2 separate regions of the Homo sapiens genome follow, and region 2 is linked to region 1. Evidence: chromatin contacts called from ENCODE Hi-C or POLR2A ChIA-PET data. All regions are on one chromosome and are shown on one strand. Each heading gives the region's core, a stretch centred on a gene start or an enhancer-like site at or near the end of the contact. The rest is flanking DNA. Distances are from core to core; before and after follow the strand shown.

Region 1 (3,812 bases), core at 662-3,161:
CCAGGTGCCAGGGGAGCCCCCGCCCCTGAGTCCTTGGTGAGCTGAGTCTCCAGGGTGTGGTGCTCCCAGCATCCTAGCCAGGCCTTGTGGCTGCAGAGGGACAGAAACCAGGCCCAGCTTCCTGCTGGGGGGGTCACCTCTCCCCAGGGGTCCAGGACACCGCTGCATCTGAAAATGAGCAGGAAAGGGGTGCTCAGTGCAGCCTCAGGGCCTTGGGGACCCCCTTGGATCTTGCCAGCTCCCGAAATGCAGAGAGAGAGTCGGGCAGTGGGGCCAGGGCTACAGCCCCCATGTCTCCTCAACGTCTGCCTGGCTCTGTCTACCTCAGGGAACCAGGGCTCCTCATACCGGACCTGGCCTCTACCCGCCCAGGGCGCTTGGAGCAAAGACTGTGGTCCCAGGTTCCCCGACAGTGGAAGCTTCCCTGCCCAGCCCAAGCCGTCTGCAGCCAGACCAGAGGCTGGTGTGGCACCATGGAAGGTTCCGGAGGGCGAGAGCCGTGATGCTGTAGCCCGCCAGCAGGTGGCACCTGGCACCCGCACCACAGCCCGGAGGAGGGCTGGGCAAGGCGTGTGCTCAGGGCCGTGTGGCCCAGGTGTGTGCCTGCGTGTGCCTGCATGTTGGCAAGTCCGGTGCCCGGGTGGCTCTCAGGCATCTTGGGGAGAACAGTCAGCCCACAGCCGGGCCAGAGCCCTCTGGCCCCATTGATGGGAGGCTCTGGGACAGACAGCACTGAGAAGGGAGAGAAGCTGGGCAGGTGGGGCAGGTGGGGCCACCGGGCAGGCGTGAGGGTGACCCTGCCAAGTGGCACAGGGACGATCTGAGTCCTGCAGGGCCCGGCAGCGCCTGAATAATGGGAGAAGCTGTGTGAGCCGTGCACGGGCGGGACAGCAAGGCGGGCGGGCGTGGGTCCTGTACACACGGGTGTGGGTGTGGCTGAGCGACCACTCGCCCTCTCACATCCCCTGCAGTGAGCGTGGGGGCACTGGCCCCTCATTTCCCAGCCCCGCTGGGCCCACCTCCTGCCTGGCCCTCCCAGGGACTGACGTGTGGCCACCTACCCCTCGAACCGCAGGGGTTGCCTGTCCCCGCCTCTGTCCCTGCACCTCAGGCCCATCCCCGCCCTTGTCCCCGCACCTCGGGCCTGTCCCCGCCTTTGTCCCCGCAACTCAGACCTTTGGTGACACCTGTGGGCTCAGGCGCCACATGGGGCCCAGGACACTGGGGCCGCAGCACATCGGGGAGGGGAGGCTGCAGTCTGGGCCCAAGGGCATCCAGCCTCTCCACTCCCTCCCCGGTGACCTTGGGCAGGCTGCCCCCTCTCTGTGCCTGTTTCCTCATCTACGTGGGTACAGAACCCGTCTCCACCTGCAGTAAATCCAGTGATGGCGGGAGTGTCCCGCCAGCTGCACTCTAGGACCCGTTCGCTACAAGGATTGCACTGGGGGATGCCCTGTCCCCAGCTGGCCCGGCTCTGTCATGGCCTGGACCCTCCCTGCCTGGGCACGTCTGACCCAGAGAGAGGGAAGGCCACCAGGGCAACCCCAGAGGCCTGTCCAGCTCAGAGCCAGCCCCTCCTGCACCAGGGTCCCCTGAGATTCACCCTGACAGGCAGCAGGAAGGCAGGGTGCCTGGTGGCCTCCTTCCCCCAGGGATCTGGGGAGGGTCTGGGCTGGGCTCTTCTTTGACAGGCCGCCCGGGCCCCACCTCAGGCCTGGAGGAAAGTGGAGGGGTCCACACCGTGGCCGACCCTGGGACTGGAGACACATGGGCACCAGGACACGCGAGGCCCATGGGGGCCAGGGAAGTCCCCAGAATCCCCACTCACCACTCTGGGGTGGGAAGAGGCAGGGCCAGCCTGTCGACATGCATCTCCTGCTGTCCAGAGAATGCTCCCGACGTCCCCATTTTCCTACAGAAGAGGACATCCTTGCTGGGAAGCCGGTGGCTGCAGCCAGTCAATGGTGACTCCCAGAAGGTTCCAGGCCCCGCCCAGCCAGAACCCCAGAGCCAGACCTGGGGCCACAGGGCATGACGCAGCTCTGCCTATACAGGGACAGGCAGCTGCCCACGGCCATGGGCACAGGCTTTGAGGAAGCGACAAGGCTCTTGCACCAGCAGATTAAAATGCTGCCAAGCGGAAGAGTCTGTCAAAGCTCTCAAGGAGCAGCTGGTTCAGGGCCAGCAGGTGCTGGGGTGGTAGGGGGGCCCCTTGGCTGCTGTGACGGTGCCTGTCCCTGGCTCCCAGCCCGGGAGCCCCAGCAGTGCCTTGTACAGCCGGCCCAGACATGCAAAGGGCCAGAGCCCGGCACGCGGCAGTGTTGACTGTCATCATTGTTATTGCCATCATCATCATCATCATCATCATTGCTATTATTATATTATCATCAGGAAACTCACCTACATTCTGCAGGCTGTGGGTGAGGCCAAGGAGCAGAGGGCTGGGGGTTGATGTGGGCCGGCAAGGTCCAGGCCAGGAGGGTTCATCCCAGGGATGCCAAGACCCAGCAGAAGGTTAGCAGGGGAGGAGAGACCCTTACCCCAGGGTGACCCCACGGCGGGGGCTGCATGTGGGCACCAACTGGAGGCCTGCGGGAGGCAGGTGTGGCTCGGAGGCTCTTTGGCAAGGTGGGAGCCGGGGGTCCCTTAAGAAGTCCACCTTAAGAGGTCCTCCAGAGTGACCCAGGGAGAACCATTCTCCAACCCACCCACTCCTGGATCTCAGGCTCCCAGGACGCAGAGAGACTCTGAGCCATCTCCCGGGTTGTGCTGCTTGGTTATGGTGGCCCCAGGAAAGCGAATCAAGAGTTGCAGCAATGCTGCCCAGCCCCACGAGCAGGGAAACCAGAGCCAGGAGGTGGCGATAGGGACTGCGGGTGGGTGGACCGCGGGGCTGGGGTGTGTTCTCTTCCTGCTACTCTTCTACATTTTTCCAGGTTTTATTTAGTGACTATGTTCCACTCTGTATTAAAGTATCAAGATTCCATTTCATCAAGGACTAGCATTTTTAGCAAAGAGAGTAGCAGAGGCCAGGATTTAGCAACTAAAAAACTCCAGGAAATATGGGAAACAACATCTGTCAAGACGGTGGACATCAGGCGACGAAGAGAGTGGTCCCAGAGAGACAGCGGGTCCCTCCAACCTGGCTGCTATCCGGAAACGCCATGGCCTGAGCGGCATAAAAGCAACAGACACGCATCTCCACGGCTGCAGAGGACGGGACGTTCAAGATCCACACTCTGGCAGATTCGATGTCTGGTGAGGCCACTCCCTGGTTCACGGACGGCACCTTCCCACTGGGTCCCCTTCGCCTCTGGTAGAAGGGGTGGGAGAGCTCTCTGAGGTCTCTTTTTTTTTTTTTTCGAGACAGGGTCTCACTCTGTCACCCAGGCTGGAGTGCAGTAGCACAATCTCGGTTCACTGCAAGCTCACTTCCCAGGTTCGAGTGATTCTCCGCCTCAGCCTCCCGAGTAGCCGAGATTACAGGCGCCCACCACCATGCCCAGCTAATTTTCATATTTTTAGTAGAGACAGGGTTTCTCCATGCTGGCCAGGCTCATCTCGAACTCCTGAACTCAGGTGATCCACCTGCCTCGGCCTCCCAAAGTGCTGGGATTACAGGCGTGAGCCACCGCGCCCGGCTCTGGGATCTCTCCTGTAAGGACACTAACCCCATTCTTGAGGGCTCTGCCACCTCCCCAAGTCCCCACCTCCTAATATCGTCACCTTGGGCACCAGGATTTCAACACAGGAACCGGAGGGTGGGGAAGACACAAACGTTCAGTCCATGGCAGACAGGAAACAGCCCTAAA
Region 2 (3,812 bases), core at 627-3,126, 520 kb before region 1:
CCCACCCCCGTCCACACCTGTGCCGGGAGGCGGTGCGGCCGCCGAGCTGAGCTGAGCCGAGCCGACCTGGTCGGGCACCCAGGCCCCTGAGCCCACCGCCCAGGCCGGCCTCTGCTGGGTGCAAAGGCAACGTGGAACTAAGGCGGGGCTGCAGAAAAACCACCGTCCTCCCCAGGGTGCCACCTCCCTAGTCCGCCAGCCTGGTTAGGGGCAGAACCTAACGCTCTCAGTGCTTATTTGCATGAAAATGGCTACGGGGATTATAACAATCGCCGCCCAGGGCACTCTGCCCCCCAGGGACAGCCCAGGCCCTCCAGGGGAGCCGTATTCCCCTCCAAACCGCCCCCTGGGAGCCTCCAGGAGGGACTAAAGGTCGCTGCCTGCCACCTGCTCCAGCCTGGCCAGTAGCTGCCCAGGGTATAACCAGAGCTCTTAGGGGACAATGGGCACTCCCAGGCCACAGGCAGATGCTGGCCACATCCCAGCTGGGCAGAAGACACGCCCATCGGGCTCACCTAGGCCTGGCAGGGGGAACAAGCCAGGTGAGGCTTCCCCCCAGGCGACAGCCCCTCTATCTAACGGCTAACAGCTCCCATGCCTGCGGGTCCCAGGTCCTTTCAGGCCTGTGACTGCCTCCTCAAGGACCTCCTTCGCCCCCTCCGGGTCTCAGCCTGAATCCTCCTGCCCCCTCCCAGGGCCAAGCCTCCCCCACTTTTCAAACCCAGCAAGGCTGCAGCAGGCAGCCCTACTCACCTGGCCCCGCATCCGGGTCCGGCACCTCCAGTCTCAGGGTCCCCCTCCAGCCAGGGCCTCCCTTCTCGCAGGGCCCTCCCGCTTTGGGGCGCAGCCCCAACCCCAATAACCCCTGGGCTCCCTTCCGGGACAGACCCACTCCCGCCAAGGCGTTTGTTTGTGCTGTGTGCCAGCTCTGCGCCAGGACGCACTCCACCGCCACCCCCACCCCATACGGGCCACTGCCGCTCCCCTCAGGCTGGCCAGGGAAGGGAGCTGCAAGCGCTTATTAATCGCCAACGGTGTACTCAGCTCTGAGGCTGGCAGGAAGACTGAGTATGGAAAGGGGGAGCCCCAAACCCCGCTCAGCATCCCCTGCTGCCCACAGTACTCCCCACCCCCAGCCATCACCATTGGCACCCTGAGCTCCGTGGTCCTGGTGCCCACTGAGGGTTCTGCGGTCGTTGCGCCAGCTTCATTTTCTGTGGCCCTTCATTCAACCAGCGGCCGAAGCCCCCTTCAGAGCCCCAGGGTGACCCTGGGGGGCCCAGGCTGGCTGGGGGCTCGGGGGCAGAAGGCGGATCCCCCCACGCTCCCTCTCCACCCGGCAGCGGGGAGGGGGCCTTTTAGAAATGTCTAGGGTGTCTCGTGACAACCCCCCCCCGCCAAAAAATCATTACTTTCAAAGGCTCCCAGGCTCCTGGGCAGGGGTCTTTGTCCCCTTCCTCCAGGACAGCGAGGCCTCCCCCGCCCTCCCCCTGCAGCGCGAGTCTGACCCCCTTGCTCCCGCCCAACACCTGCCGAAGGTGCAATTACCCGTGCGTTCTTCCTGCCCCGGACTCGCCGCGTCCCCGCCGCACGCGCGGAGGTGTTCCCACAGCGGTCGGCGGGGTGCGGCCCCTCAACAGCCCGCACAGGGGTCGTCGGGGCGGCTTTCCACGGAAGCGGGAGGGCTGGGGGTCGTGGGGGGTCGGCGGCGTCCTGGGGAGCCCGCCCCCGGAGTTCGCGGATGTGTGACCCGAGGCAGCCGGCTCGCCTCTGAGGGTCCCAGGTCCGCCCGAGTGCAGGGGGATCCGGCTCCGTCCTGCGGGGGTCGCGGCGGGGCGAGCACAGCCGCTGCAGGTAAAACGCCGCGCCTGGGTCTGGGGAGGGCTCCCCGGCGGCGGCCCAGCGCCAACAAAGGCCAGGAGAAGGGGGGAGCGGCGCCGGCGCCTGTCCGGGTCGGGGGGAGGACTTCGCGCCCGGAGCCGCTCAGCTGGACCGTCCGGGGTCTGTGCGACGCGGCCGGGGGCCCGGGTGACGGGGGGCCTGGGTGACGCGGGGCCCGGGGCCGGGAGGGCTTCCTGGAGGCGGGGTCCCGGACGCCGCGTGGTCCCTTTAAGAGCCGGTCCCGGGGTGAGGGCGGAAGGCGGCGGCGGCGCGACCCACCCGCACCCTGCACCCCGCCCCCCCCCCGCGGCAGCCGCCTCAGCTTCACCCCGAGCCCGGGCTCCGCTGACGTCACCTGCCCCCGAGCCGCGCGCGCTGATTGGCTGCAGGTGACGTCAGGGGCTTTTTTCGCTCGGCATGACCTCATCCCCGCCGGCGGCCCCGCCCTCCGCCCCGGGCCTGTCACTCGCGGCCGAGCGCGGCGGCCGAGCCGGCTCCCCCCACGACGCCCCGCCGGACGCCGGACGCCCGAGCCCGAGCCCGAGCCCGAGCCCGAGCCGCGCCGGAACCTCCCGGCCGCGCCCGCCGAGCCGCGGGGCTGGGATGCGCGCCGCGAGCGCGCGTGCCCGCCCGCAGTGCGCGCGCCCCGGCCCGAGCGAGCGCTCCCCGCGGCGTTGGCGGCGGCGACGGCGGCGACGGCGACGCGGCCCGCGCGCTCCCCCGGCCCCTGCCCCGGCTGCGCGGGCCCCCGCCGGGCCCATGGACGGCGCGGCCGAGCGGGCGCCCTGAGCGCGGCGCGGGTCCCCGGAGCGCCCCCGAGGCGAGCGCGAGCGAGGTGAGCGGAGGCGCCGGCGGGGCGGGGGCGGGCGCCGGGGATGGGGTTCACCGGCCCGGGCCGGGGGGCGGAGGGCGCCGCGTCGGGGGCGCTGGGGCAGCGGCACCCGGTGGGCGCCCGGGAGGAGGAGGCGGCCCCGGAATGAGCGGCCACGGCCGTCCAGGACGCCAGGGACAGGGAGGCCCCTTCCCCGCCCCCCGCAACGCCCGGCGGACCCGGGCCCAGCCCACGCCCGCCCGCCGCGTTGCCGCCCTTCTCCCCGCAGCTCCTTCTTTGGGTGTGGAATGGGGGGGGGACAAAAATCCAGGACCCACCAGGGCCGCCTGAGATCCAGCGCGGATCTGCGCGAGCCCCCGACGTCCCGAACGTCACCCCCGCGGGGGCCAGAACCGGAGCAGGCGGACCCTGGCCCGGAGTCGGTCCGGGAGGTGTGGAGCCTCGGCCGTGGGAGGGACGCGACGGCCTCTGGCCTGGGACACCCGGGAAGGGGCCTTCCCCTGTCGGGGGGGAGGGCTGCAGATCCATCCCCCCAGTGTCCAGGCCGCACTGCCTCCCCATCCCGGGGTGCCCAGCCGGCCCCTGAGGGATAAAGCCCCCGCGCCCTTCCGCCTGCTGCAGAGGCAGCCGCGGCGCTGGGGGAGGGGCTGGCACAGCCAGGCTGCTGCAGCCACCTCGCTAGGCCCAGCTGCCCAGCCTGGGATGCGGAGCAGACCAGGTGGGGATACCTAATAGTCTGGCCTGGAGGGGAGGGGGCAACAATAGGCCCAGCCCCAACAGGGTCACCCCTTCTGGGAGAATCTGCCTCCGTCTCCCTGCTGCGGGGTGTACCGGCCTCTGCTGAGGGGAATAGGGGCTCTGGTGCTGCAGTGATGGGGGGCGGGGACACTGTGGGATGGAGGAGGGGGTGGCAGGATGTAGCGTGGCTCCGCAGTGCTCTTGCTGTGCAGCTTGGGGTGGGGGTGGGGTGCTGCAGGCCAGGGAAGCTCCTTTTGTGCCCCAGCGGGGGGTCTGAGGGGAGATCCAAACCCCGGCACTCTCCCTTGCCTCCCTTCTGGCACAGCCCACCCAGAGACACTGTTGCACCTAGGGCGGTCCA

What was found. Hi-C counts contacts between places; a loop is a spot of excess contacts on that map. ChIA-PET counts read pairs that join two places held with the same protein, here RNA polymerase II (POLR2A). Pooled maps may share reads with other maps.
Region 2: a loop to region 1 is called in a pooled map, with 2.6 times the contacts of the local background. The contact joins the promoter of KRTAP5-AS1 here to the promoter of LINC02688 in region 1. A Hi-C loop is called at or near these places in 1 of 168 maps with a recorded cell type or tissue (heart left ventricle) and 1 of 50 pooled maps. POLR2A ChIA-PET finds 5 or more read pairs at or near these places in 1 of 52 experiments (H1).

What each region holds. Positions count from the first base shown.
Region 1 is chr11:1,047,979-1,051,790 of GRCh38, reverse strand. LINC02688 (long intergenic non-protein coding RNA 2688) reads right to left here and starts at 1,911. Exons shown (of 4, transcript NR_160890.1): 1 at 1,829-1,911; 2 at 1-168. It overlaps LOC124902605, which reads right to left and starts at 2,099. Exons shown (of 4, transcript XM_047427955.1): 1 at 2,017-2,099; 2 at 1,829-1,912; 3 at 1-168.
Region 2 is chr11:1,570,805-1,574,616 of GRCh38, reverse strand. KRTAP5-AS1 (KRTAP5-1/KRTAP5-2 antisense RNA 1) reads right to left here and starts at 1,876. Exons shown (of 2, transcript NR_021489.2): 1 at 1,549-1,876. DUSP8 (dual specificity phosphatase 8) reads left to right here and starts at 2,346. Exons shown (of 7, transcript NM_004420.3): 1 at 2,346-2,716. RefSeq lists enhancers at 1,651-2,196, 2,745-3,292.